Linked DNA regions of Mus musculus: region 1 is linked to region 2. A link is a loop called in an ENCODE intact Hi-C map of the cell type or tissue named here. Cell type or tissue: heart. All regions are shown on one strand. Each heading gives the region's core, and the rest is flanking DNA. Links, peaks and the distances in the headings are about the cores only.

What was found. Hi-C counts contacts between places; a loop is a spot of excess contacts. Peaks named below come from ENCODE experiments on the same cell type or tissue, not always from the same donor. Only the 100,000 strongest peaks of a DNase experiment are listed, where the experiment ranks them.
Region 1: a loop joins it to region 2, with 2.3 times the contacts of the local background. A loop is called at or near these places in 7 of 42 quality-filtered maps.

Annotation. Positions count from the first base shown.
Region 1 is chr12:73,624,119-73,639,480 of GRCm38, reverse strand. The region is part of intron 1 of Prkch (protein kinase C, eta); the gene reads right to left. Among named protein-coding and RNA genes, the nearest start is that of Prkch, 47 kb to the right of the region's middle. In heart, for the core only: no CTCF peak of the experiment used is centred there; a DNase peak (open chromatin) is centred at 6,590.
Region 2 is chr12:73,673,570-73,688,931 of GRCm38, reverse strand. All of the region lies in intron 2 of Prkch (protein kinase C, eta), which reads right to left. Among named protein-coding and RNA genes, the nearest start is that of Prkch, 96 kb to the right of the region's middle. In heart, for the core only: no CTCF peak of the experiment used is centred there; DNase peaks (open chromatin) are centred at 2,802, 5,701, 5,781 and 9,272; H3K27ac peaks cover 1,811 bases.

The DNA.
Region 1 (15,362 bases), core at 2,585-10,584, 50 kb after region 2:
TGTTCCCTGGCCCACTCTAACAGTTTAAACTGACAAATTGGGTATTTTAAATTGATATAAATAATCCCAGAATTATTCTATACTATTGATTCTCATTGCCCATTTGAAATGGAGGAAGGAGGTGAAGGCCCAGCAAAATCAAGCAAGATTAAGTACAAACCATACAGAGAAAACTCTAAGCATTTCAAGGTATTTCACATGCCTCTCTGGTTAATGGCTCACCCACTGGACTATCTTTGGAAGACTTGATCCCAAGGCACATTACAAGCATCAAACCCAAGCATCTATCTCAATAGCCATTTTATGACATCTTTACTCCCTTTGATCTTCTAGAGGGAGAGATGAAAACCCTACAAGGGATGAGACCACGCCTAGAAATCCTGCCAGCTGTTTTCAAGGTGGATGGGGAAGAGCAGGCAGGAACAGTGCAGCGGTCAGGGTGCGGGGTGACACATGGTTAAATGCAGGTTGTTCACGTAAGGTCAGAAACACAGGCTGAGGACCAATATGGTCTGATGACATATTAGAGGCTGGCCCTGACCCTGGGGTGACAGGGAGTACTGGGGGGCTTCAACCAACAAAGCCACAGCATCATCCTTACGTGTCAGACCTTTATACAAAGAAGTCGGTATGGGAAGTAGACAGAAAGTGGTGGTGACGGGCACACATTAAAGAACTTTTCTAGTGTGCTAATCTGAATGAAGGAAGTCCGCAACAAAATGGGAGTTTAGGAAGAAATAATACCCAGGAGGGAGACTATCCAGCCACTTTGAAGTACCAGGTAAAGAGGGTGGCATGTCTGGGATCAAGGACCAATCTTAGTCCCAAACTGACTGAGTCACTGACTGAGCCAGAGGCTCCATGGGAACGAACGGGGCTAGAAAAAAAGAATTTGATTGCCTCTGTTGACTACGTATCCACTAGGCTAACCTAAGCCACTCTGGAAGCTCGGGTGAAAGAGGAGAGACACAGATCACAACTGAGCAGGTGGCATCCACATGACAAGTGCTGCTCAGACCAAGAGAATCGAGTGCTCTGAGCCACCAGAATGTCTCCCTGAGAAGTGGCATCTACACTGAGACCTGAAGGCACGTTACGAGTGGAAGGTGAGACCACTCTGAGTCGGTGGCCTGTGGAGAGAAGACAGAACCAGCTTGAGAGCAGGCAGTAGGGTGGGAGGCTGGAAGAGCATTCACAGAGAATCAGAAACAGCTGCATCCAGGTGACTTAGCCCACAATGAAGGCCAAGGAGAAACCTGGGGTTCTGCACCTGGTAAAATGATAGAGACCACTGGGCAGAGGGGCAGGTTGTCTACTAAACCAGGGAACAGCAACTTACAGTCTAGAAATATAGATAATTTTGGAATAATGTAATTAATGAAAACCATCTAACAAGAACAGCAAGAGAAAAAGGTCAAAAGGATGTCACCTTAGGTTGCGTGACCAAGTCGAAAAGTCACTAAACAGTACCCCAGAGCCAATTTCATCAGACCGTCATTTTTTTTTGTAAATAAAGTTTTATTAAAACACAGTCATGCCTTTGTAAGTCTCAGATCATCTAACCAGAGCCATCATTATAGTCAGGGACCATATACAGTCAGGGACCATATGATGACAATTCTCCAGGGATAGACTGCTGCTATGGCCATGGTCCTATCAGGTAATGTTGAAGCTAAGAGTTCCTATCAGTCAGTTATATCTTAGGGATGGTGATGTCTCTGCACATGGAATTATGGGGCTGTAGCAATACTGGGGTAAACAACCCCTCTGAGCTGTCAGGGACAGAAGAGTGCAGCATGTGCAATTACGTCCTACACATAACACTTGATAACAGACAATGAGTACTGGCTTATAAGTTCCTATAAGAATGCTTGTCATTATTTGAAAATACAGTCATACTTAGCAAAAACAACCTCACTGTACGGCAGCCTGCCATGTTACAGCTGCTGCATGGCTCACCCATTCTCAGGTCTCCTGATAGCATCAGGGCAGACTCAGTGAGGAACCTCACCACCAAGATCTGTGTTAAAATTGCCTTTTATGACCTTCTATGACAAAAATGCAGAATGAGGAATTCCTCAGGATGTAGCCCATCATTAGGTAACATGGGACTACAGTGATGACAAAGATGGTATGGTCCACCAAGCCAAAAATCTCTGCCCTTTACAGAAAACAAACAAACAAAATGGAAGAAGAAGAAGAAGAAAACACTTTTTGGAACACTTTCCATTAATCATGACGGAGCTCTGAGGGAAAGAGCAGGATTCAGAGGGAAGGAAATGAGTCTAAGTTTGGACACAGAACTCCTGAAATAGAAACAATTGGTAAGAAGTTAGAAATAAAGGCAAAATGTGGAGTGAAGATAAGGCTGGGCGACCACTTGGGAAAAGGTAACCCTTTACATACATCAAACCCCTCAGGAGGGGCGACAGGAAAGGAAGGGAAAACAGACCCAGAGAGAAGGAAGAAGAGAGAACCGGAGGAGACCCTCGGGAGGTGGGAAGTCTGTGATGAGCAACCTTGGAGAAAGTTCAATACTGGGAACCTCCAAGCGCCACAGTGGAGAGGGAAGATGACTTTAAAGGGACTGTTAGACGTGGGAAGTGGAGGCAAAAGGGAGACTTTATTCATAACGCCCACCTCATCTCCGGCAGGCCTGGGGAGGGAGAGGTTCCTTTATGCAGCAAGGAATATTAAACTGTGTAGTTTAATGATGTCAGAAGATAAATTTAGAAGTGTTGGGCTAAGGGTTTCTGACACCAGGTTAACAGATGAAAAGTCAATTTCAAAAAAAAAAAAAAAAGCCTAGCAAAAATCCTTAAGCAATAGTTTAAAGGCTAAGCCTGGGGGTGGGGGGAAAGGGCAGACTGGACTGTAGGAGACCAGAGTGAGTGCTGAATAGAAAACGAAGAGAACTGGGTGGCAAAGGGCAGGAGGCTTGAAAGGGCTCCAGTATCTGAAAGGTTAAAAGGTTTACCTGGAAGATTCTAAGAAGGGGAGCTAGTTTGGGGTGACTGGTTTTCAAATATACTGACTGTATTAGGAGGTTGTTTCAGCAGAAATGCTTGCCCGAGAGAGAAATGAGGGTTGAAACCTAAAAGTAAGCCAGGCCAAAGGGAGAAAGATGTTAGAGCGATCCACAGGACAGCTGGGCTGCAAAACTGTTGTTGAACTCAACAACAGACAAGGGATTCTACCAGTTTAAAGAACAATGGCTTGGGGACCATGAGAAAATGGGAGGGAGCAGGTCCCGCAGGAGAGAAAGAACAGTGTCTGCTGGGCTCTGTGTCTCCCATGGGCCACACACAATTCTTTCTCTTATCTTTACAGCCACCTTCAGACTGAAATCGTGTGTCATCTTTCGATGAGGCACAGCCATCCACAGGTGAGTGACTTAGTAGGTCAGTGGCAGGTTGAACTAGTTTGGATTTTAAGGCCTGGCTACCATCCCTACCACTCTGTGACTGGAACCCAAACATGCCTGTGACTTTTTAATAAACCTTGTCACTTAATGTTTTTCACACAGGAAGTTTCATCAAGTTTTCCTGTCTCGTTTATTTGCTTGTTAATATCGACGTCGACCTGTATTGATATAGCTAATGCTAGTACTCGTCAAAATCTGCACAACTTCACAGCACCGTGAAATGAATCGTAGTCGATTAAAACTAAATCTGGGAAGATCTGTGAGAGGAGTCAGTGAGTAAAGATGATTTCTACGCAAGCCTGATGACCCAATTTGATCCCCAGCACCTACGTAAAGGTGGAATGAGACCGCCAACTCCTCATGATTCTGGCCTCCACATGAGCACCATGGAAGACACATAACACACTCACATGCACACACATGACACACACACACACACTTATGCTTTTTTTATAATTAAATTCAGGACATCAAGAGTCCCTGGGTAGAATACAGAAGGCAGAGTCCAAATGAAAACCAATTACTAAAATGTATGAACAGTGTCACTGAAGCAAGAGAGGGGGGCAGCCTGGCCTAAGCAACTTTAGGACAATGTAGAGACTCGGAGAGAAACTGAGTGGGATGTAATGCAAGTTCTGAACAGTAGCTGGGGAGTTCTTTCTTGGGAAATACTTCTTGGCAGTTTAAGAAGTGAGCAGATGAAGGGTAATGAGAGCCAGGAAGAAGAGTCTCATCCAGACAAGGGGCAAAGGCTAGAAGGATCCATGAGGCACCACACTAGAGTTAGAGACATCAGTATGAACTCACATAGAACACAAATCAATTGCAGATAGACACACACAGAAATTCTTAATACATGAGCACATATACAAGAGTTAGAAGACATCAACTTCTTTAGTCTGTTAGTTGAGAAAACTTACAAGCAGGATCGCCCAATAACAAGAGGGCACTTAGCATCTGAAACTTGACTTCTTCCTTCCTTCCTTCCTTCCTTCCTTCCTTCCTTCCTTCCTTCCTTCCTTCCTCCTTCCTTCCTTCCTTCTTCCTTCCTTCCTTCCTTCCTTCCTTCCTTCCTTCCTCCCTCTCTTTCTCTCTCTCTCTCTCTTTCTTTCTTTCTTTCTTCCTTTTTTTCTTTCTTTCTTTCTTTCTTTCTTTCTTTCTTCCTCTTTCTTTCTTTCTTCCTTTCTTTCATTCTCTCTTCCTTCCTTCCTCTCTCTCTCTCTCTCTCTCTCTCTCTCTCTCTCTCTCTCTGGTTGGTTGGTTTGTTTTGAGACAGGGCTTCTCTGTGTAGCCCCAGCTGTCCTAGAACTAACTCTGTAGACTAGGCTGGTCTCGAACTCACAGAGCTCTACCTGCTTCTGCCTCCCGAGTGCTTGAATTAAAGGTGTGTGCCACCACTACCTGTGGACCTAACTTGGCTTTGAACACCATTCTCCAATAAAACAAAAAACAAAAAAACTAAGGTTCCTTGAAGAAATAGATGATTAAGATGGATCAAAAATATCAATGTCAACTTGAACCTGATAACCTGACTTCATCACCAGCACCTACACAAAGATGGAAGCAGAGAAAATAAACAAGTGCTTAAAAAAACAAACTACACTCCCACAGTGAGGACAGGCATGTCACTGAGAGTCAAGGAAGCTGACTGGGAAAGCTCCCCAGGTCAACACTGGCAACGTGTAAAACTAAAAGTCTATAATGGTACAAATGGCTGAATAGGGGCTTGAGAGATGGCCTGCCAAGCATGAAGACTGGAGTTCAGATCCCTAGCACCCACAAAAATGCCTGGTGGGCATGAAGCACACCTGTAACCCCAGCATTCAAGAGCCAGAGACAAGGGGATCCCCTGGAACCAGCTAGCTCAGTAGAACTATATGAACTGGTGAACTCAGGCCTTAAGGAGAGATCTGCCTCAATATACAAGGTGGATGGAGGAAGACATGGTACACCGGTCTCTAGGTTCCACATGCATGTGTATCCACATGCACACTCATGCTTGTACTCACAGGTGACAGCACACTCACACATGCACATACACATATATGCACACAAATACACACACACAAATGCTGACTGAATAAATAAGGGCACAAGATTAGAATTCTAAATAACTTATTTCTGAACACCCCCTCAAGGAAGTGAAACATAGTTTCCACAGCCTAAGTGTGGGCTGAGCATAGCGGCTTCCTTTCGAAGACTACAATATAGATGGGAGGGGTTAACTATAAGAAATGTCTGACAAACCTCAGCCAGGGGAGCAAGACTCCCATCAGTGACGACCTGTGTTCATTCACCATGTGTGTGTATGTATGTATATACAGGGCAATACATTAACTAGCACACACTAATGCCATCAGATCTGTCACTCAGCACCTTCAGTCTTCCTTCCCAAACTCTAGATCCAAGAGAAACACCAGACAAACCAAATCAAGTCACTGTACAAAACGCCTGGCTAGTATTTCCTAAGTTGGGAAGCACACCCAAACCAAGGAAAGTCTGAGAAACTGTAGTAACTCTCAGTTACTAGGGGGATTCTGACCCAGAAATAAGACATTAAAGTAAAATATAAGAAGGCAGAGAAACCATGGAATTTAATTAGCACAAGTGCCATTAATGGTTCATTGACTGTGAGGCACGCCACACAGGACACTAGTCCTCGAGGAAAGAGTTGGAGGGTATGGAACTCTGTGTGACCTCTGTAATTCCACATCTCTTTTAAAATGTGCATTTATGCAAGAGATGTGACTTTTAAAGGAAAACTGGCCTCGAGGAGTTCTAAACCCAAGTAAATCTCAGAGGGATGTAATCTCATACTCTCAGTCTCTTATCAATTACTACAGATGTTCCTTCAGTCTGGCTCCATCACCAGGTGGGTGAAAAGAAAGCCAGAGACAGCCATGCAAAGGGAAACCGGACCTTCCCAGACTGCAGGGCACACAGCTCCTGCTCCTGCCCAACTTCCCACAGCTGGCCAGGTGTCAGCACCCCAGGCTGAGCAAAGGTGCAAAGGTCACGGGAACTGCTAGCTACTTCACAGTCCTGAGGAGGGACGGCCTCAGGGAGAACCCAACACATTTTTCAAAATAACTTCCTTCTCAGAATTGTTCTCAGACAAGACTGGCGAAGTCCCCTCCCTAAGCTGAAAGCAGAAGAAAGGGCAAGACACAGAGGAGGGGGAGGAGGCAATGTGAAGGAGGAGGATGGGAGAGGGGTGGCCAAGGGACATGGGGAGTCAAAAGCACAGCTACAAACCGCCAAGGGATATCTAACATCGGGAGTAACGTTTTGCAGCTAAGGCTGAGTAATATGAATAACACCACCATGCACATGACACTATTTGATTTCTGCAAACTCGGTGGAAAACTCTAAACAAGAAAGTTTCCAACACAGCCTGGGCCTTTTATTCTTGTCCCCAACACTTAGGGATTAAGGACTGCCAAACTTTGCCCAAACCAGCGCCCCTCCTCCAGATTCTCCCAGGAGCGATTAAGGATGAGGACTCCCTCCACCCCTCACCCCACTCCCCATCCCACCCCCACATCAAGCCTCAGAAACCAGCATCCCAGTTGACAAACTCCTCAGCTGACTCCCATGCCTACGGAGTCTGGCAACCACTGTGGGTAGTTTCTTCTTCATGTTATCACCACCCTGCCCCTCTCTCCACCAACAGCCAAAGATGGTTCCTTGTATATATAGGACTGTCTGTTCAGGGAAATATTCAGGTCAAATATCTCCACTCAGAAAGGCTGAGGACCAAAAGTATTTTAAATGCCAGGAGAGGTTTTTAGATATTGGAATATTTAATATACTTAATATACTTAATGAGATGTTTTAGGTCTGGGACCCAAGTCTAAACATACATGTTCCAGGCATACCTTGAAACAGAGCCTGGGATAATTTTGTACAAAATTTTGAGCACACCTGTATTTCAACTACAGCCCATCACATGAAACCAGGTAGAATCTTTTCAACTTGTGGAATCATGTTAGCATTCGAAACACTTCAAATCTTAGACAATTTTTAATTGGGGAGGGAGGAGAGAGAAAAATATATATAGAAAAATATATAATGCTATATATGGAGAAATAGGTTTTTCTGCTATGATCTCTGTGACTTTTTAAAATAAGTTCTAGTCACAATTTTTTCTTCTCCATTCTTTCGCTAACTGCTTGCTATTAATAAACCAACACTTCAGAGGAAACCGCTGCCCGTAGTTAATCCAGCAATACAAAACATTCAAGAGTTTAGTGTTAAGGTAAAACCCAAATGCTCTGGGAAAGGATGCTGTCAGAAGTAATATTTCCTAATAACCACTAAATTCCACAAAATAGACTCAACATCCAGGAGTATATGTGATAAAATTACAATAAACATGTGGAAATCAGAATGGGGGTAATGAAACAGGAGAACGAGTTAAAACACGAACAGTGTAAGCTGTGTTAAACCTGAGCCACAGATGTGAATTCTGAGTTCTGAAGCAAAGGGAGGGGGGAAACCGGAGTTAGCAACACAATTAACGCCAATCATGCCGACACCACGCCCATTTCTCAGAAGAAATAATTCTAAGGCCCTTCAGTCAAGGAAGGTGTTTCTAGTGCCGTGGTTCTCAGTGTACGCTTTCAGGGCCAACAGCATCATGGTTGGCACCTCCTGCAACAGAGTCAGAGCTCGAGGTGAGACCCACCCACCTGTGTAACAGACCCTGCAGCTGACAGTCATGCCTTGCTGTGTCTCCACACACCTTACACCGAGGGTGGTTACACCCCTGTTCAGAAACATCCCAACATGCCACACCAGGGGTTTTCCCCAGGGCATGATGAAGGCAAAGCTGATCTGCACAGCCTGGAAACGTGGGGCCCGGCAGACCTGGCAGGCTGTGTGATCCACGTCTCCCAAGGTCACGTATCAGATTCAGTTCAGAACGTCTTCAGGATAATGGATAAACGTGTCCATGAATGGACATCTGCTCAACACTACCACCTGGGCAGTAAGTACCCATCAGCAAATACAGAGTGTCATTCTCAAAGGCTGCAAAACTGTTTCCATGAGTTTGTTGTAGTTGAAGGAAAACTACCAGTTATAATCAAACATCTTCCTGTCTTAAATTAAAAAAAAAAAAGATAAAATCTGCACAAAGCCTTCCACAGAAGCTCTGCGGTTTTAGCTCCACAGTCCAGTAAGAGGATGTAATTAGTACCAGCCCAGCTTTACAGATGAGAAACAACCACACGAGTGTACGGGTGCCAGAGGACTCATCTCCCTAAGTCCTCTGACCCTTGGCCCGGTTGTTCCTTTGACCTTAAGCGTCAGTGTCTGCTGACCCACAGTAGAGCAAAGGCAGCTCTGTCCTCTGTCGCTTCTCTTATAGTTCAGCCGGGAGGAGTGTGCCTGCGTCAGGCATGAGACAGGATCCCGCAGATATCACAGAGCAGGCCTCCGCTTGCTGAGAACACGCAAGCTCAAAGACCAGACCACCTTGGGATCCCGTTTCTCTCTTTCTAGAGGAAGTGCTGGTGATGGGTAAGAAGAGGTTAGGGGTGGGCTCCAGGGTCCAAGATCTGTAGCAGAAATTGCCTTAGAGATTGCTGTCATGCTCAGTGGCCCCAGGTAGCACGGGAAGACTGGGCCCAACCAAGGTAATACTTTTCATCTGACTTTTCTCCCTAGGCAATCCTGACTTGACAAACCATTTCATAAGATCCACACACACCTAGAAGCTCTTCCAAGCATCCCAGGTCAAGGGCCTGTTGTCTATCTGGGAAGACAATATTTATTGTCATTATAAGAAAGTTACAAACAGGCCATACATCATCTCTGGGATGTCACATCCTTTCTAGAATGATTCCAGGTCATAGGCCCTTCAACTAGGCCAGAGTTAAGGAGTTGGCATCTACACCCATTCATCCAACTATTCATCCCAGAAACATTTATCTGACGCCATTACGCTCCAGATACCATGCTGGGTGCCAAAAATAGGGAAAATCTGTGGAGGAGAGCAGAAGCAGGCTTGCACTGTGATCTCACCCATGTGACCTCACCCATGGTGAACCTTGGGGGTTGTTACACCATAGCAAACATCTAATGCATGGGGTCTCTACCTCTCCCTTTGGGGCAGCAGCAGCTCCTACTGATTTTTTGGATCCCGTGTCCCTTGAAGACATTGCCATCTGAATAGTTTAGACTGGGGTAGAGGTGGGCATTGGTCCTTTTGAGCATTAGCTACTGGCTGATTCTATGCTTCTCCACAGATACCATTCACACTGTCTTCATCTTTCTGTCACTCTCCTCTTACTGCCATATCTTCTGCTGACTCTTTAAAAAACAAACAAAAAAACAAACAAAAAAAACTCTTCTTTTTAAAGTTTTTTTTTATGTATATGAGAATACTGTAGCTGTCTTCATACACCCCAGAAGAGTGCATCAGATCCCATTACAGACGGTTATGAGTCACCACATGGTTGCTAGGAATTGAATTCAGGACCTCTGGAAGAGCAGATACCACTGAGCCATCTCTCCAGCCCCTTCTTCTATCTCTTAAGCTCTAGCTCCGTACTGAATGGAAGTGGAGGAAAGCCCTCACCATCCCAGAAAGGACATGGAAGTGGGAGAAAGCCCTCACTGTCCCAGAAGGGATGGGACCCATAGGAAAGCAGATATGTTCAAGAAAACAGGGTTCCTTACAGTCAGAAACATTGTTTCCCACACATCCCACACCACAGTAGAGTACCTTACTGCTATCTTAGAGCAGAGAGGATGCTAGGAGCAAAGTCCAGACAGGTATTCTCAGCAGAATCAAGGCTGGGGAGACCTAAGGACCTCTAGTCCAATTTCTGTCATCACTAAAGAGCTGCAGGAGCTAAAATTACCTCAGAGCCTTTGGCACCTGAGGCAAGTACACACACACACACACACACACACACACACACACACATATGCACAAAAGCACCATGAAACATGGGATGGAGAAGGGCATTGCTTGCATAAGGACTTGCATTGATTACCAAGTCTGGGTACAAGCTTCCTTGCCTGATGAACAGCATTCAGATTCTCAAAACAATTAATGTAAGGTTTCAATGACTAGCTCCTATTTCCTCATGTCTGGAAAACAGTGAACTCTGACCTATTACTTCCAAAGTTAGCTGATGCCAACCTGGGCTTCCCCTAAAGTGGTCATCTGTCAACCTACAATTAATCCCCACTGACCTTCCTGAAGGATGCCTTCGTCAAGAGGCAGAGTCACAGAATACTTTCCTCGAAGGTTTGGATTCTTTCTGTAGTGGCTCCTTACTCTCTGTGATCTTCTCTCAACAAAATAAAGAAATACAAGGGCTGGAGAGATGGCTCAGCGGTTAAGAGCACTGACTGCTCTCCCGAAGGTCCTGAGTTCAAATCCCAGCAACCACATGGTGGCTCACAACCATCCATAATGAGACCTGATGCCTTCTTCTGATGTGTCTGAAGACAGCTACAGTCTATTTACACACACTTAGGCCAGAGAGAGCGGGGTTGACCAGAGTGAGTAGGACCAGCCGGAGAGAGAGCTGGGATTCAGTTCCCAGCAACCACCAACCACATGATGGCTCATGATGAGTACAGCTACAGTGTACTCATATACATAAAATAAATAAATAAATCTTTAAAAAAAAAAGGAAATACAAAAGGACACAAAGTCATGGAAATGATATTCCTAATGTAAACTTTGCTTAAAGTTTCTTCATCTCTCATTAGGAAATGGGGGGTGCTAATATGTGCCCATGTGGTTGTTTTTAACATCTTACTTGATAAACCTAAACAAAAGAAATAAAACCTTATTAAACTAAAACTCCACACGCCTTCGAAGTGTGTGACTGTTACTCCCACACACGTCGGGAGGACCAGGCCTCATTTGCAAAGAGCTTTGCAATCAGTTTTGTCGGCTGACAGAACAGGCGGTAACACAGACCGCCTCCTCGAGGTTGAGAAATTGAGGCAAAAAGGCAAGACGGAAGGTGCAGAGCAAGGGTGTGGTGATGCCCAAGCTGTCGCCTGTTACTTTCCTCTCTACTGTTTTTATCCTTCAGACTTCACCGCTTTCTGTAAAGGCCTGCCCGCTGGCCCCTTGCATGTGTCTTCTGGTCCTATTACGCCTGCTTGCTTCAACCCTGTATGATCGATCCCCTCCATGGTTTTGTGCTTGCGTGCTGCTTCTGCAACTCAGTTGGAAGCTCTCTGAGAGCAAGAAACACGATTATTCTCTTATGTGTCCTCACTACTTGATACATCATAGAAAATGATGACTCCATCATTTGTTTTACTCTTCACTTAGCAGACGAAGGGTGCCTCCAGTTTAAAGTAAAAGGGGAAACATGGCATGTGGCAAATGAGACTTTAAGTGGAAATACATGGAAATGCACAGAATTCAAGCCCATTTCCACTGCTTTCCGCAGACTGGGAAATGCTCAAATCGGCTTTACAAGTTTTAGTTGTTTTTGTTACTACTCCATTATCTAGGGAAATGTATAACATGCACACCCCTTCCTACCCCTTTAAAGAAAGCAAAAGAGAGCTTTAAGTGCATTGCCCACCCAGCATGGTGGCCCATGCCTTTAATCCCAGCAGTGGGTAAACAGGGTCAGGTTGATCTCTGAGTTCAAGACCAGCCTGATCTACATAGAGAATCTGTCTTGAAAACCCCAAAAGATGATGATCTTCATGACAATGATGATGATGATGACGACGACAGTGATGATGACAATAAATACATTTCCCAGAGCCAATACACTAACTAAATTGCAAACAATGGAATGACTAAAAAGTAAAATACAAACAGATGAAATATTACCATAAATTATACCCACTGTCAAATCTCCTAAAAGAGTCAGGAACTCGGGCTTTTTTCCATCCTTAAGCAAATGGGCAGGAGTCTTCCACGATGCTGCCCTATACCTGCCTCTGCATCCCACAGGACAGCTAAAGCACTTAGGCCTTATGGAAACATACTAGCCTAAAACATAATGTTGTGAAGGAGAACAGAGGCCCTACTCCCGCCATTTTACCTGGTTCTGTCCTCCATCCATAGGCCTTCCCTGACAGGCCACTTCTGCCATCTACCCCTGGCCACACCCTGGAGCATCTCTGTCCAGAAATCTACATCAATTAACAGCCTCCTGCCCTTCTCCTATGACACCTGTTTGTCTGGGTTGAGGGACTGTGTTCTGTGCTTCAGCACAAATAACTGAATTACATGCTGTAGCCACTGTTTTTGTTAGCCCTTTGGTACATTTTCTTCTTTTTTTTTTTAACATCCCTCCCACACACCCACTCTGCCCTAACTTCTCTCTCTTGTCTTGTCTTTCAACCACATCTAACTGGTCAAATGCTACCAAGAGCCAATCTTATCATCTGTTGCCTCTGCTCAGATATACAAGCTCGAGCCACTGTGTGCGTGTGTGGTGTGTGTGTGTGTGTGTGTGTGTGTGTGTGTGTGTAAATATGTGCAAACATGTGTATGTGTGTTAGTGTGTCTGCATGCATGCAGATGTGTGTATATGTGTGCACATGCATGAATGAGTACACACATGTTCATGTGTGCATACAGTGTGGACAGGTATGTACACAGATGTGCACTTATACCCGCAGAGGCCAGATGTCAACCTCAGGTGTCTTTCTTAGTTGATCCTCACTGCTGTTGTGTTTTCTTTTTGAGACAGGGCACCTGGAGCTTGTTAATTTGGCCAGACTGCTAGCCAACAAGCCTCAGGTTTCACCTGTTTCTACCTCCCCAGCAGTGAGTTCCAAGCATGGACCACCACACCTGCTTTTTTTTTTTTTAATGTGGGTCCTTGGGATCAAACTCAAGTCCGCAATGTCCCCCATTCTGCTGGCTGTGCATGCCATCTTTCTAGCCCCAAACTCATAGTCCCAACTCTCCGTTGGGTCTTGGCATCTCTTCAGATCTCTTACACTTGGCTCATCTCTTCTTCCTCCTCCTTCCAGACTATCCGACTCCAGAAGTTGTCTTCAAGACCTCAACTCCGTTATACTCTGCTATGAAACACTAAAGCTGACTTGGGGGTGGCCTATCCCAGTGGTTTTGTCCTTGTTCGGGTCATGTTTAGGCAGCCATGATGGTAAGACTTACTGGTGTAGCTTCTCTGACACTTCTGGGAGACACAATCTCACCAACAACTTCCTGTTCCTCTGGCTCCCCTACAGTCTTCCTGCCTCCTTGTCTGCAATGATCCCTGAGCCTTAGGTGCAAGAGTTGTGTTGTCAGGTGGGACTTGACTCCACAACTCTGCATTTTTGTGGGCTGTCGTTTCCTGTAATGGTCTTTATTACTGAGGTAAGCATCCTTGATGTGGGTGGGGACTACACTTCTCTGGGGCATAAGGGTAAGTATTTAGAATGTTGTTAGAAATTGTGCTGGCGAGTAAAGGGACAGCTGTAGGTTCTCCTCCAAGATCCATGACTTCACTAGCCCTCATAGGATGCTTGGCTAAGTTATCCGTACCAGGCATGATTTCCTTCTTGTTGGGTGTGCCTTACATTTGACTAGATAGCTGTTGGTTACCTCCTGCACCATCTTAAGGTTATCATGCCATGCAGGTCATTGTTGTGGTGACACCACAGCTGAGCACTGGCTGCTTCCATCCTTTGGAAGGCTACACGGCACCTTCTGGCACCACGAAAGCCAGTCCTCAGGAAGGAGGCTTTCAGGTCAGATCCAGTTCAGGTCCTCTGGACCCTGTGTCTGAAATGCATAGTGTCTTGAGCAAAAGGGACTTACTGTCCACTTCTAGGGGGGACAACAAGGGCAATAGCAATAACTTATGTTTTGAAAGACTCTTGGACAACCCTAACAACAACACAAAGGAGGGCTCCTCATGGTGGCACATGCCTTTAATCCTAGTAGTTCAGAGGCAGTGGCAGATGGATCTCTGTGTGTTTGAGGCCAGCCTGTTTTACATCAGAAGCGCCAGGCTAGACAAGGCCAGGAAGTGAGACCATGTTTTAAATTAAAAGGAAAAAAAGGGGGGGGGGTGGCAGGTTTCCATGCCTCCTGCTTTTGAGGCAGCATTGTTAGCCCAGATGGGAAATTTTCACTTAAACTATGTAAATGTATATATCAACTTCTATGTGCTATAGATATTTTTAGGTGGTTAACAGTATGCTTCCTTGTGGGTTTTTAGATACCCTATCACTGTTTAACCCTCATTTCTTCTTATTCTGTATTTATCTCCCTCTGTTCCCACCAATTAGAGCTCCCTTCCCCCATTTTCCCATAATGGGCCTGTGATCCATACAGAGAGTTCTCAAAAGAAGAAACAAAAATGGTTACAAAATAATCAACAAAAAAATCACCATCCCTAGCATTTAGAGAAATGCAAATCAAAAGAACTTTGATATTTCATCTTAACTCGGTCAAAATGATAAAGATCAACAGAACAACCACCATCAAATGCTGGGGGATAAGGGTAGGGGTGGGGCACTCTCATTTGCTGTCAAAGGGATCCAAAACTGGTGCAGCCACTATGGAAATCACTGTGGGGAATTCTCAAAAAGCTAAAAACAAATCCACCAGACAACCCAGCTTGACCTACACCCCAAGGAGGTGGTCCCGGTCCACAGATGCTTGCTCAGTGTTGCTCTCCTCTCAAGAGCTAGAAAACGGGAACAAACTAACGAAATGCCCTCCCAATGATGACTGGATAGTGAAAAGCCTATCCACTAACCTATCCACTGCAGAGTACTATTCAGTTGTTAAATGAAGCCATGAACTCTGCAGGTAAATGGATGGAACTAGGAAAGATCATGTTAAGTGAGGTAACCCAGACTCTGGAAGACAAGGGTCTCCTGTTCTTTCTTGTGGAGGCTCCTATAGACGGGAGCATATATCCTGGAGAAACCACAGAAATCAAGAAAGCAAAATGGGACCATTGCTGGAAGGGGACGT
Region 2 (15,362 bases), core at 2,485-10,484:
CCAAAGTGAATCTGGATAAAAGGCCATTGAACTCAGAGGCCCAGACACAGGTAAAACTTACAGCTGTTTTTGGGAAGGAGTTTGCAGTCTCTGTTGTACTACCTAATTCACTTCTCTCTCATGTCTTCTGTCTCAAGAAGATAAAACAGAGCGCTGTCCTGTGCCCGCGGAGGATAATGCGTTATAGAATCAATATTTCTGCCAGGTTCTGCATCTCCATCTACAATGTTGGGCAACGGCTACACGAGGACAGAAGTCACCCCACTGCCCTTCCCTTTCCCATTATGCTACCAAAAGTCTCTCAGGAACCCCTAGTGAACAGGCTCCAAGGTTCCCCGGGTGGCAGATGATAACTGTGAGGCTTAGGCACTGCCACTTGTGTGATCATCAGCCTGAGACACCGCTCAGTGGTGGCCAAAGCAGGATGTGCATTGAATTGCTAAACACTTACCATACCTACACACAAATTAAATTCTCTGTAGGAGTCTAATTACCGAGAACCTATTCATTTACTCCTTTAATACTACAAAGATGGGCTAAAAGGTCAGCTTGCCTGCATTTTTAATATTTCATGAATTAAATCCTTTTTGCTTGCTCGGCGGCAGTCTGCAGAGCAGTAGCATGAACTCTGAACTTTCTAGATTCCTTCTAACCAGGGAATCTAAGCCGAATCTGTTTCTGTCCTCTATGCTGCTCCGGTCTTCCATCCTCCCCAGAATACCTCTGTGTTTTCCAACTAGACTCATCTTTATCCTACCTGCTTCAGAACTCAGCAGCCTTCACCAAATCCTCAGGCAGGTAAAATGCTCTCCAGTTGCATCACAGCAGCCTGAGAGCGGATCCCACTCTCATCTAAGCATCAGCCCCCTGAGCCAGGCTTCTCTGCAGGTCCTGAGCACACAGGGACTCTGCCTGCAGGCCACTCACCCTTTCCTGTATCCTTTCCTATGTGTACCTTTCTGTTTCAAAAGCAAATGTGCCTGTGAACACACACATGCACGCCCCACATACACACCCGGGAATCCGCAAGACATCTGGACACAAAACTTTGGGGTTTGTGTTACCCCCAGTGACATCCTCTTGACTGATGCTATGAACAGGAAGGGGAGAGGGAACTCTCCCACTGCAGACCTGCAGAGCTTCCTCATTGCTTGGCCTGGTTTTCTGTTTACTTAGGTCAGAATTTAAAGGGCTATAAAAGACTACCTAATCGTGACTGCGGCTCACGCCACCTGGGCTTTGAGAAATCTTTCAAATCATATTTCAGTCAGACACGTTGGGCAACCCCAACATGCTTTGCAGCTAAAACTTGCATCACAAGCTCTGCTTGGCTCCCAAGTGCCCAGGGCCTCCTAAATAAATAGGAAGTTGGCTCCGAGCCCTGGCTAGGAAATGCACATTCCAGTCTCCAGGGGTCAGCAGCCTTGCAGCCCTGATATGTCCCTCCAGGGGCTGACCATGAGCAGCCATTACCTGGATAGGGTGCAGGGCAAGTCTGTCAATGTCATAAAAAGGAACCTTGACAAGATTTCAAGTGTCGCAAACCTGACTGCTAATCTGCATACGGTTTTGAGAACTGTAGGCTTCTTACGCCTAGGAACTACCATGTAATCCCCACAGTTAGGGCTCATTTGCAAAAAGCTGTTGTGCACTAAAATTTACATCACGTGAGGCTCCACCGAGGCAACATGGAGCTCTGATCTCTCTTTAAATCAGCTTTAACTTTACCTCAAAAAAGGTAACGTCGGCGCCCTCAGAAGTTGTTTGTCTCACTAAGCTGATGTGAGGTTTTATTTGAAAAATGCTTTGGGTGCGTTCTGCCAAGGGGCGAGAGCAATGCTCGCTCACGTTTCCTAACTTTCTTTCTCTGTGTGCTCTTCGTTCTCGGAGTTTCCTGATATCTCTGGGAAGTAATACATTTTCTGGAAACTCAGAAACTAACAGGAAGGTTAAGTGGGGTCAGGCAGTCAGTGACATCAGAGAAGAGGCCAGATTCTGGTTTCTGCCGTCAAACTACAGAGTGACACCAACCCATGAACCCATGTCTTTCTCTCGCTCTATCTCTCTTTTTTTATTCTATTGAGAAAGTTGTTTTTTATCATTTGTAGTAGATGGGAGAAAACAATCATGAGTAAAACAAACCAGGAAACCTTAGGGTTGGCCAATTAACCAAATGTCCCGGATGCTCCCACGACACATCTCTGGAAGGGAATGGGACAAAACAGGAGCACTTTCCACCATGTTACTACACTCACAGAATAAGCCACTGTCTGATCACAGGGCTCTTTACAGGAAACACGATGCACATGAAGATGGGTGATCCTTGCTTGAAGCAATGCTGGTATGAACAGAGACAGGCTAGATGTGTACAAAGCACACATTTAAGTGAGTCTTTACAAGTATATACCACCCTGGGTGGGAGCCTTCGGTAGGAGGTAAGCGAAGAAGGAATCATGGGAGATGCATATGTTGTCCTCCGGTGTGCTGCATAAAGGTGCTGCTGAGTCTAACAATTGCTTAGAGGAGAGGGATGCGAATTTGCTGAATTAAGGTAGTGTCCAAGTTCCAGGAACTTCCATCACTGCCAATGCCCAACATGGCACGGAAGTCTATGCCTTTTTAAATGGCAGCAAAGCCCCAGCAGAGGTATTGAAAAGCACAGAGTCTTCTAAGTCATCCAAAGGAGTTTAACTGTACGACCCACAGCAACTTCCAGATTCAGATGATGCCATTGGACTCCTTGTCTAACGCTGGCTCTCAGGAAGCTGCATCCAGGTCTCCAAAGGACCCGCCTCCCTCCGAGAACGACAAAGACTCAGCAGGCTGAGAGCCAGACAGGCCGGCTACCAGTGCAAAGGGAGGATGGAGAAGCAGCTAGCTTGTTACGGGACTGTCTCTCCTGAGCTGCACTGGCGAGGGGACTCGCTGTCATCGAAGCATTCCTTGGTAGCAGGAAGCAGGTCAGAACTTAACTAACTGTGGCAATCCGGAACGGCACCAAAGTTCTATTAAGAGCCATGAGGAAAACCTCTCGCCAGGGTTGAGAAGACACCCTCACCTCCTAACCCCTCCTCCTCCTCATCTCCTTTCCTTCCTCACTTCAGGGATCTAACACAACTCCAAAGTACAAGCCCGTGCCTCTCAGGCCTTGTAGAAGAAGCTCTGCTCCACCCTCACCCCCAGTTGCTCTCATTGTACAGGTCTCAGTCTCCTTCATGGGAGATCAGACTTCTGGGCTCTCTGGATGCCCATTCATCTCTGTAGCAACTCATACTTGCTCCGTTCCCTTGGCTTCTCACAGTTGCTTAGAGACTGACGACCCCCAAATGTACACTCTAGCTACATCTTCTCTGTGGCTACTTAGCATCCCTCCCCTCACTATATCTCTAAGTTTCGTAAAACTTGACATTTATCAGACTGAACTTCCCTCAACACTGTCACTGTCCTCAGCAGTAACAGTTCCTTTATCCTTGGAGTCATCCAAAGATTCCCGGTGATGTCTTCAGAGCCTTTGCTGGCTGTTTGCTTGTTCTTGCTTTGTTCTGTCAGTATCTACCATCATAGGCACAGAGCTCGAGACCAGGACTTAAATGGCAAGTGCCATCAGCCCTGTACTTTCCAAATACTCAAATTCAAGCAACCTCAGATCAAGAAGACTTTCTTAAATGCATCACTATTGAACAAGCACACACTCTTGCATCATAGCATAGCAAGTACATCATATTTGCATTGTATTTAATATTATGAGTAATATAGAGGTTATTTAAAATATACATGATATGCAAATACTATGCATTTCATATACAGAGACTTAGTTGTTACCTCGACTTTGATATCTGTGAGGAATCCTAAAGCCAATAACCTCTTGCAAGTATCAAGAGGCAACTGGAGGTCACTTGGGAAAGAATTCCCAGAACAAGAGAAGACTGCAGGAACAAGATACAGAGGGAAAGGGAGCCCACAAAGTATGCACTACTAACAGGTTTCCATGCTGGGCATCTGAGGCTCCACACGTTGTGGGGAATCACAATGTAATGAGGAGAGATGAAGAAATTAGGTTTCTGCTCTCTGGCTGGCACATGCCACTGGAAGTTCACTAACTAACCAGCAGTTCCAGTTTCTTTCTGGTAAAAGGGAATATATCCAGAAAATCCAGGAACAAATTGCTAGCTTACTCCTGATTTCTTTATATTTTTCTATTACATATATTATATATATCACAGGTATGTGATATATAGTCATATATTCACACACATATATGTGGTATATTATATATACATATGGTATATGTGCATATATTATATATAATTTATGTGCATATTCTATATGCTTCTTTAAACTCTTTGTGAAATGGACTTTAACTAGAATATTTTCCCAAAGATAACTTTCAATGACTATGATACACACTGCTTCTGCACAAATGATTGAACCATATACATTACCTTCTGTCTTTTATTACCAAGTGTAAGAATCCTACGGTTCTTGTCATAAAAAAATATTAAAATTTCCTACCTTCTTATTGTGATTCTATAAATACTTCATTTTCCCTGAATTTATCTCACCCATAAGTAAATGTGCCATTACCCCTTCTCTGGCCTTCCTATTTGAAAAAGAAAATTCTTCACTGGATTACCACTAGGTTTCAGAATGACATGGGAAAGTTTCTCTTCCATCAAGTCTGGAATGGCTCATTTAGGGGCACATCTCACTGTTACTCTCAGTATTATTTTATCTAGAAAGTTCTCAAAATAGCATAGTACGTCATCTTGGGCTCAAGTTAGATTACCCTATGCTGGTTTTATTTGCTCAAAATGTAAACATTTTTCAATTATCTGGGTATTTTTCTTGTCTTTTGTTACAAAACTTCACTGAGAGAGGATGACCCTTCACAAACTCCTGTCCTGACAACTTTTTAAACATTGTATAGAAGTGAATCACACTTTGTTCATTGTTGTCGTTCTTGTTTAGAAAGATATCACTATGGGAAATGCACACGATTCAAAGACTATTAAAAAAAATTACCCTAAAGCCAGGTTTGGTGGCACACATCTTTAATCCCAGCACTAGGGAGGCAGAGGCAGGCCAGCCTGATCTACATAGTGAATTCCAGGACAGCCAGAGCTACATAGTGAGATACTGTCTTAAAAGGGGGAGAGGAGGAGGTTGTCTAAACAACACCTATACGGTTGGAGATTCCCAGCACCCACACAGTAGCTTCCAGCCTCCTGTAAGCCCTGTTACAAGGGATCTGATGTCCTCCTCTGCCTAAACAGAGATCAGGCACACACTAGACAAACAGACACATGTGTAGGCAAACATAAAATGAAAACAGATAAAGATATAAAATTAAAAAAAAATAAAGTCATCCTAATCCTTACTATACAAATAGCCACCAAATGCCTTCGCAAACATGCCAAGTACATACATGACATAGACACAGTCTTAAATTAATGGTGTCACACACGCCCTGAAGTGCTGCCCTAACTGCTTTTTAGCCCTCACCCCAGTCTCTCCACATTTTTCTTTAATGGCTAGTATTAATACTGAAGCTACCAGGGACCCATCATCTCTTATCCAACAAGTACATATCGCAACAGACATGACTCGAGAGTCTGAGCACAGCCCTCCCGTGGAAGCTAGGCTTCTCTTGCCTAGAATCTGTTTCTCTCTTTTACTTGAAGCTTAGGGACTCGTTCCACCCCCACCTCAGCCTCCAACCCCAGGTTGGTCTTCCTTCCTCACACACAAAAAAGATTCTTACACAAACAAAGTATCCAACCCAAATCTTTTCCAGATAAACATGTGTTTCCTGCCCCTTCGTTTGGCTTATTCCATTTCCCTTTCATTCCCCCCCCCCCGCCCCCCACCCCTCTCCTTTTCCACTGGTGGCTTCCTAAAGTCCTTTCCGAGCTCCTAAGTTCTGGGCAGAGGATTTAGAGAACCCTACTGGGCATGAGCCATGGAGACAGCTGCCAAGTCACTTCCTTCTCCAGTTCCACTGCTGGAAATTCCACTTCTCCAACTTCACTGCCTCCCATGGCTGACCCACCATGACTAAAAAAACAAAAAAAAACAAACAAAAACAAAAAAACAAAAAAAACAACCTACCCTGTTCACTGGAGTCAAACTGATGCAAAGCCTTACATTGAAAGTAGGGAGATCACAGTCAACTCCCTGCAACACTCGTGAGAGATTTAAACATGAGTTACTTTTCTTCTTCTTCTTCTTCTTCTTCTTCTTCTTCTTCTTCTTCTTCTTCTTCTTCTTCTTCTTCTTCTTCTTCTTCTTCTTTATCATCATCATCATCATTAAAAAAAAAAGAACAGGCAAATAGATGCTTCCTTTAATCCAATGTCATTTATATTATTTGGTCACTCCCTCTGAGAGGCTAAAAAAATTAAAAGCATACATCTTGGTTGCCGAACTGGGGCTTTTGCTGTCGCTTAACAATTAGATTATTCCTTGAATGAAACAATAACCAGATTAAGTTTAAAAGATTTTAAGAATTAAGCATGCTTGTATCTTGGGTTTGTGGTATAAATAAAGGTTTGATGGGGGCTTTTAACTTCTAATGAAAATAGGTGTTTGGATGAAACTCCCTCCTCTGTGACCCAGTGTTCTTTATTCAGTGCTACCAGAAATGGATCCAACTAAAGTTAATTGAAAAGGGTCTTTCTCTATTATTACCTTAACTTAATCTATGGCACTGAGTAGGAGCTTTGAGAACTTCAGCTCTCGTGGCATCTGAAGGGGCTGCACAAGCTGACAAAGGAGAAAAGCAGTCAGTAGTCCTACTTACCTGTAAAGCCTATGACAGTGCAGCAAGATAGGCCCGGAGGTGCAATAGTAGCACCTTGGACGCAAGCAACAGCTGTCTAAATTGAACTTAAGTAAGGTCCAAGGGAACTCATGTCTAGTCCTCAACCTAGCCAGCTACCCAAGGCTGGAGAGGTCATTGACCCCAGAGCAGAGCAGGGATATACTACTTCCTATTTGGAAAAACAAACTATGCAAGAGACATGAAGCACCTTACATGCTCAAAGCTCAGGACCACTTACAAGTGTAAGAAGAGATTAGTGTGGGTGGGCCCAACTCACTGGCAGCAGAGCTAGCCTTGGGAAGGCTGTACAGGATAGTATAAGAAAGCAGGCTGGACAAGCCTTGAGGACCAAGCCAGTAAGCAACACTCCTCCATGGCCTCTGCTTCAGTCCGTCTCTGGGTTACTGCTTTGAGTTCCTGCCCTGACTTCCCTGGATGAAATAATCCTTTCCTCCCCAAGTTGCTTTTGGTCATGGTGTTTTATCATAGCAAGAGAAACCCTAATCCCATTGGATAAAAGGACAAACGTTGAGAGTCCTGGTATGAAGTTACAACGTTGAACAGAGGCAATACTCTGGACGAAGCTATCTTGTGGGCATAAGGAACCCTATACCAGTTACTTGTTGCCTCTGAGCTGAGTTACCACTAGAGTTCCCTAGAAACAGAAAAGGCTGAGCTAAGTGATTGGGGGGGGGGGGTTGGTGTTCTTTTTTTTCCTCATTCCTAAGAGTCTTTGTAACTAGCGAAACTAGCTTCAAAGAATGAGGGTGAAGTCAAGATGACCTTTACTCTGTAAACACTTCAAAATGAGGAAGAAGGTCCTCAGAGATCCATGTGCCTTAAAAATGGTGATCTAAAATGATAAATATGTAGGTAGATATAAACAAAGATAGAGAAAGGTAGCAATGATAGCTAACAAGACTTCAAAAGACAAAAATTTACAACCAAACACTTGCATATAAGTCAGGAGAAAGAGGCAGACTAACTAAGCCCATTCCACTGCTCTAAGTGGGGCCTGCAGTACTGAACCTTAGAATTCATTGCAGACATGTCAGGATTCCATGCATAACCTTTCACAGAGAGCTTCTCTTCTACAAACCAGCAGAGACAAGGGGAATGGAATTAGTAAAATATACTGGTAGGAAGATTCTTGATCTAATTCAAAGCAAAACACTAAGCACAAGAAATGCAGAGCACCTGAATACCTGAAAATACTACTACGATGGACCAGATGTGACCGCATAATGGAAACAGGCCGGTTTCACCAGAAGAATATATTGGTATGGTATCTGTATTTATTGCATAGCAGGGGACAACATTTGCTTATCATGTAAATAGTGTTTAGTGCAGAGGGTCTGAGAAGAGAAGGGCCGAGTACTGTCTCAGCGCCCACCTGGAACTCCCTGAAGAAGATGCTACGGATGCTGAGCTCACACTCATTCTAGTTCCGAAGCGCACCACGGCTTGGCAGTTTCTAATTCAAGGAGATTTGCTTTCATTCCTCTAAGACAAGAATTGCCAGTTCATGGGGCAGATCTCTGCTTGCTCCTGGAGAAACCATGGCTGTACCGGTTTTTTTGATTTGTTTTGTTTTGTTTTTGTTTTTGTTTTTGTTTTATTGCAACCTCGCTGTGAAAAAGTCTAGCACGTCCCAGTCTCAGGAAGATTTGGTGTTGTGAGTATCGTCATCGTCTTGTGTTATGGCACTGTCATAGCATGTTCTTAATTAGTACTTCCCTAATTCCTAGGCACATTGAGCATGTATTTAGTAGTTCTTCATCAGACAAAAATGTCTATTCAAATCTAAAGAAGCAGTTCTCTTTCATTTGAACAATAACTTCCGTGGGAACTTTTTTTTTTTCTTAAAGAATCTAGTGGGTTTTTTTTTTCCTATTGAGAGAAGAAATATGTCATTACATTGGTTCCATAGAATTCAACTGAATACTGCCTGGCTAAGACACACAGACTGAACGTAAAGGTAGCAGAAAAGTAAGAGAGTGTGTCTACTCTTCGTTTATGCATGGAAAGGAAGCAATAAAACCTATACTGAGTTTTAAATTCCCACAAATATAAGATTATTTGAGCCAAAATATATAGAATAAGGTTGTTGGTTTTTTTTTATAAAACTTCTCATTAAACAAGAAAGCACAGCATAAGATGTAACATTTCAATGTCTTAAAAAATAATCCAAATGACACCGATTCTTTCTCTATTCATAGTTCCAGCACACAAGCACAGCCTTTTCATTTTCCTGGCCTCTTTCGGATGAATCTTGTTAGCCTCATTATCAAGTTCCTAATTAACGGACATAGCCCTGACTGTAGCAACTGTCACTGTAGCTAGTCAACTGTGGCAGAGTCCAGGGGACACACATTCCAGGACCCCAGAGGCTCTGCAAGGAGCAACTCTGGGTGTGACCACTTGCCTTTGTTCTGGAAGGAGGCACTAAGCTATTGTACAGACTGCCTTGAAAAAATATTCAACTTCATCTTTGATGACAGAGATCAAAAACAACAGAGGAACTCGGGCCCTCTGAATGTCAAGCATTTACAAACAGCTACCATGTGCCGTGAGAAACAGAGTTGACTCGGTTCTCCAAGCTCCTATCTGAGCTGTCACTCAAAGCTTACAGACTTAATGTAAACAGAGTTACCCGATGCAAGGACACAGAGACGACGGTGCTCTTCCTGGCCCTCACGCTTGCCTTCAGTCTAGTATTTGTACTGAACAAGAAAATAGGAGCGGCTTCATGTGACCCACAAGGAATATGGCTTTCTGTGTTTCCATCAATCCCCCAGACTAACTGGAAACTCCTGTAAAACTGGAGGGGTGGGTTCTAAAATAATTAAGAGATAATTCCATCTTGCTTTAGCTCTGCTCCCTTTAAGAACCTTGTTTTAGTCAAATTTGGTGGCACAGACCTCCTTGAACCCCAAGGGTTCCTAGGGCTGCTGGGGCAGGCAACCATGCCCCCCCCCCTCAAACTCTTGCACACATTCAGCTGCCTGTGTATTTTGTGTGCCTTTTGTTCTTAAAGATTTTTTTTTTAATGTCTTGCAGGTCAGAACTAAATTTTATGGTTTTGTGTCCTCTCAATCTGTTATAATGAGCAAAAGTTCAAGGCCTGCCTGAGCAGTAGAAGGAGTTCAAGGCCAGCAGAGGCAGTTTAGCCAGACCTTATGTCCAAAAAGGTAAAAAGAAGGCTGGGAACACAGCTCGGTGGGAGAGAGCTCGCTTAGCTGACATGAGACCCTGTGTTTAAAAGTAAAAAGAGAACAGTTTTAACCTTTGGCCTTGAATACCACAATGGGACATGAACCACCCCATTCAGGGTCTCTTAAAATATCTAAGCAATAAAAGGATGAAACCATAGCTTCTGAAAGCTGGTCTGCCTCCTTCTCCAAAGAGGTTTAAAGGCACATAGAAAAAGCAAGGTAGAAAAGGGGAAAAAAAAAGAAAGACATTTTTAACAACAATTTAGTCATGTAGGTAACCACTGACTCCCAGAACCACACCAGTAGGGACTGGACTATCTTCCGTGCCTCACAGACACCGAAATGTCTCCCTTATCCAAACTGAGACCTGCCTCTGAAAGACTTAGTGTGTCAGGGCCAACTTAGAGATGAACACAGATGTCAAAATTGCACTGATCATGTATCAATCGACCTTTGGGAAGAGTCCGTCATAAACAGCACTGTCTGCTCACATCAGAGCAAAGGTGGGTTCTGAGGTCCGGCCATAAAATGAGACTTCCAGAGGGAAGCTGCCTCTGCTCTCCACAAGGACCCGCACGTCCCCAACAAGGGCCTGCACGTCCCCACTTCCTCATCCACTTCCATCAGGATCATGCCCTGACTCACCAGAAGGGAAAGAGTCCAATACTGTCACACAAAAACTTTCCATGTTTTCTTCTGATAAAATTCCTCTGTTGACAAAGGTATGGATTGCTTCACACGGCCACTGAAGAGAAGACATTCTGAACAGAAACTACTTTAAAATAAGCTACAGACTCTCCACCTAACAGGATGAGCGACAGGGGACTGTCACCCTTCCCTATCTGCAGCAAACACAAAACACAACTGGGCTCCACACAGAATAAACTGCTATGTGAAACAAAAGAGGCTTTCCCCCAGTTGAAGGGCTATTCAGAGGAGACCCCCTCATGCAAGGCAGTGTGGGTGGAGGGATCTGTCCAGTCTTGCTTCTACAGCTTCGGGTGGGTGCAATCTGTAAGCTTTATCTCAGCCATGCGCCTGGCAGCTTGAGAACTGTCATCAGAATCAGTAACTAAGATGATCACAGTTTCGTCTGTTTGGATGTTTTCATGGAAGGGGCTGGCACAGACCAGCACAACAGGGACTGTGTCAGAGTGGCAGTGTGGGTGCATGCAGAGGCAGGGATATGTAAACCTTCCCTGAACAACAACTACAACAACACACAAATGAAACTATCCCAGTTGCTCCATGGGCTGCTTTCTATTGGCCTGGGGGTCAAGGGTAGCCTCTCCAGAAAGAGGACGACATGGGGACTGCCTTAGATGAAAAAAAAAAAAAATCACTCAGTTTTGCTAAGTTCCTGGACCTGGGATCAAGGATAATAGGCTTAAATTCCTAAATGTGGCACGTGTGGCCTTTCATTTAGGACCTGTGCTGGCTCAAAGGAGAAAGCAAGGGGCTCAATGACTATTTGGTCCCCAGATGATAGCGCTGTTTGGGAAGGATTAGGGGGTGTGTCCTTGTTGAAAGAGGTATGTCAGTGGGTGTGGGCTTTGATATCTCACTCTCCCATGCACGTGTGCTCTCTCTCTCTCTCTCTCTCTCTCTCTCTCTCTCTCTCTGCCTCATGGTCATGTCTCAACTCTCCCAGCTACTGCTCCAGCACCATGCCTACCTGCCTGCTGCCATGCTCCCCACCATAATGATCAAGGACTCTGTCATGGTTTATATATGCTTGGCCCAGGGAGTGGCACTATTAGAAGACGTGGCCTTGTTGGAATAGGTATGTCACCATGGGCATGGAATTGAAGACCCTCATCCTAGCTGCCCAGAAGCCAGTATTCTGCTATTAGCCTTCATATGAAGATGTAGATCTCTCAGCTCCTTCTGCACCATGCCTGCCGGTATACTGCCACATTGCTGCCTAACTAAGACAGACTCTAAGCCTCTGAAGCTGTAAGCCCCAAATAAACTGTTCTCTAAGTTGCTTCAATAACAGCATCTTATCACAGCAATAGAAAATTAACTAAGACAAGGAAGCTGTTTAGTTTCCAAACCTAGCCCAGCATCCCCTTCTAAAAGACAGTCTCAAACTTGTGGTGTGCTCATTGCTTAATGCCCATCTCCTGCTGGGCTTCTACTTACCACACACTCACCTGCCATGGCTTCTCACCTTCCCAAAACTAAACCTCACAAAGTACTTCCTCACCCTCAGGCCTCTGCAGAGCTTCACAGCCCATCACACTCTTTCCAGTTCTTCCTGTGTCTCTCCTCAGTTCTAATGCTCTCCCGTGCTGAGGGAGTGCTCTGTGCAGCCTTTACACTCTGTGTGTGTGCATTCAGTTACCTGTGTATTTTTGCCTTTAGCCCTGCAAGATGACAACACTCTTGCAGGCAAGACCTAAATGTTATGGGTTTGCATCCTCCCGACGACATCTGTATCAGAGACTGTCTGACTACCATGAATAGTGTCTCTGTGGATTATACTTAAGTGCTATTAAAAACTATAAAATGCAATTTCAAGAGCTCTTATCTCATTCCTGTGTCCCTGGATGCTATACTCCAAAGGGACTTCTTGTTTCCTAAGGGCCATCCTGACAGCACAATGATGCTGAGAAGGAGCCTGCCACTGGAGCCATCTGTGAACCTTACACTCTAACACATTTTCACCCAGAGATGTAGGCAGCTTCACACCAACACCCTTTGTAGCCTGGAAAACAAATGCTTGGTGCATACACACCTTGTCCATCAGAAATGTGTATGGAGTGTGAATAAGAGAAAGCACAGGAGCTCCTGTGTGTGTGTGTGCACATGCTCATGTGTGTACACACTTGTAAAGAGCAGGGCCTTCAATAAGCTCCCAGCTTACTGTAATGTGTCTGCCAGTGACCAGAGATCCTGAGACTCAACCTCTCAGTGAGCCCATTCGAGGTGTGACCAAGAATCTGCATGTTACGTGCTGAGAACCAGAGGTCCAGCAGGAAGGACACACAAGTCAGTAAACAGAAAAAGTATAAAAGCAATTGTCGTCTTATCTCCGGTCTATGTGGCCAGTGTGCTAGGAGACATGAGAAGAAGCACAAGAACTGTCCAGGAATCCTCAACATATTTGGAGTAGGTGATGCCTGAATTGGATCTAAAGTTTTGGGGTGTCAGTAGGAACAGGGTTTTTCAGCAACCTGCATCCCGCCAAACTCCTACAGCAAATGACTGCTTTTCAGGCCTTGGACAAAAATCTTCAAAACTGTGTATCTGCAGCAGGCCGTGTTATAATCAGACCTTATTGCTCACCCAGCCTGGCCAGCCCTGTAGTCCATATCAGCTCTGACCACTGCCATCCTTACTTCTCCTTACTCTCCCACCCTGCTTGCTAATTCAAGTGACCAACTTCAGAGAGGCCTCGGGGTTTGAGAACTTTCAGTCTGAGTGTGACTGCCCTCCTCACAGCTCCCACAGAAGCAAGGCCACCACCCTCCTTAAGCAGCAGCAGCACACTGCTCAGCCTAGAAGTGGGGGGAGGGGCAGAGAGATGCATGCCTGGTGTCCACAGTACACTCAGGCGGGAGTGAATGGGTGAGTGAATGAATCCATGCTTGCGTGAGGCAGTCAATGGGAGTGAGAGTGTAAAAGAGCCTAACACAGTTAGGTCCTTACACGCCTTGTGCTCTGACCAGACTGGAGCATGTATGATAGACATGTAAGTATGAGAGTTTTACAAGGAGCCAGCTTCAGGTTGGGACCAGAGAGAGAAGTGTAAGGCTTCCCAGGTCACAGGGAGGCCTGACAGATCTCTACAGCAAACTCCCCTATTGTCCAAGTGCTGGCAAGGTGAGGCCAAGGAAAGGCCATTGTGAAAAGGCTGATTAGAAATGAGTAGGCAAGATCATGTGTAATTGTTTTCGTGTGTATTAGGTTAAGGAAAAAAAATGTAGGAATACTCTCTGCAACTACAACCAAATGCATTCAATCCCTGCTGCATTTTTGTTTGTGTGTTTGTGTTGTTCTGTTTTGCTGTCTTTTAAGGTTTTACTATGTGGCACACTCGCTGTCCTGGAACTTACAGTAAAGACCAGGCTGGTCTCAAACACAAAGATCTACCTGCTTCCCCAGGGGTGGGATTAAAGGTGTGTGCCACCAAACCCAGCTGGGTCTTTGATTTTTATACAAAGCCTCATTATGTAGCCTAGGCTGGCTTTAGACTTCCAGTCCTTCTGCCAAAGCCTCTCAAATTACGGGGTTAGCCCACTACGCTCAGCTTCCAATTAACTTAGTAATATTAGTCCAACTGTTGTGCTTCTATCAGTATCACCTAAAACTAACTACACATTTTGATAAGAAGTGACCGGTATGCAAAACTCAGGAAATGGCATCCCTTACAGGGAACCATGGGAGAGAGATGTACCCTCAGAACGCTACTCCTTACACGGAAGACAGAGCTTAGAGTTCCCCCTGGAACTCCACTCTTTCAACCGCTAGATGATGACTACTAAAAACTAACAGGAGCAGCGATAACCTTTGCTGAGTCTCGTTCAGTCCTCCTGGTTAGGTAACTCATCTCATAGCAACGATCCACACTGGAGATGTAAGCCAATCAAATGCCTTCAAAACTCAGATCAGGTTTGGTTTTATACCTGCAACCTTCTCCCTCCATCAAGTGCCAGAGGGAACTGCAGTTGAAGGTGAGAGAGGTCAGGTCTTTTGCTTGTGTTCCAACCTAAGCTATGCATGTGAGCTTCTTTCTGGCAATCTAAGACAGCAGGAAGGGACTGCCAACACCGGCAGCATGCTATCTCTGGCTCTTCCAGGAATGGGAAGCCTGCCTCTGCGGGACCCAAGGGAGTGGGTTTCTCAGTAGAGCCACAGATGGCCACACAGAGTCAGTTCTTGGTTCTCCCATCTGCAGGCTAACTGCTGTGGTCATGTGGTCTTTCAGAAAACTGAAACGCTGCCAGCCGAACACGAGACCTTCACCTGCAGCCGGACCAATCATTAGCATGAGGGGCACATCCTTAAGACCCGCAGCAGCTGGCCACTGATTTAAGGTTGAGTTCATGCTGCCAAGTAGGGTTGGACTGAGTTTGCTTGGGAGACAGATTGACAGAGATGCTCTAAGCAGCCAATCCCCTCTCCCTTCCTCCTGTTCCCAGCCTGTCTTTTCCCAGTGACAAGTGGCTCACTTAGTGGAATTGGTTTTGGACTTTGCAAGGTCCAGTTTCTGTCTGGAGAAGAGACCATGACAATGCTTTCTCGGCCTTAGTTTGCATAGCAGGGGTGGAGAGGTGTGTGCCAAATTCCCAGAGTTCCCCCTGAGACCCATGCTCAAAGGG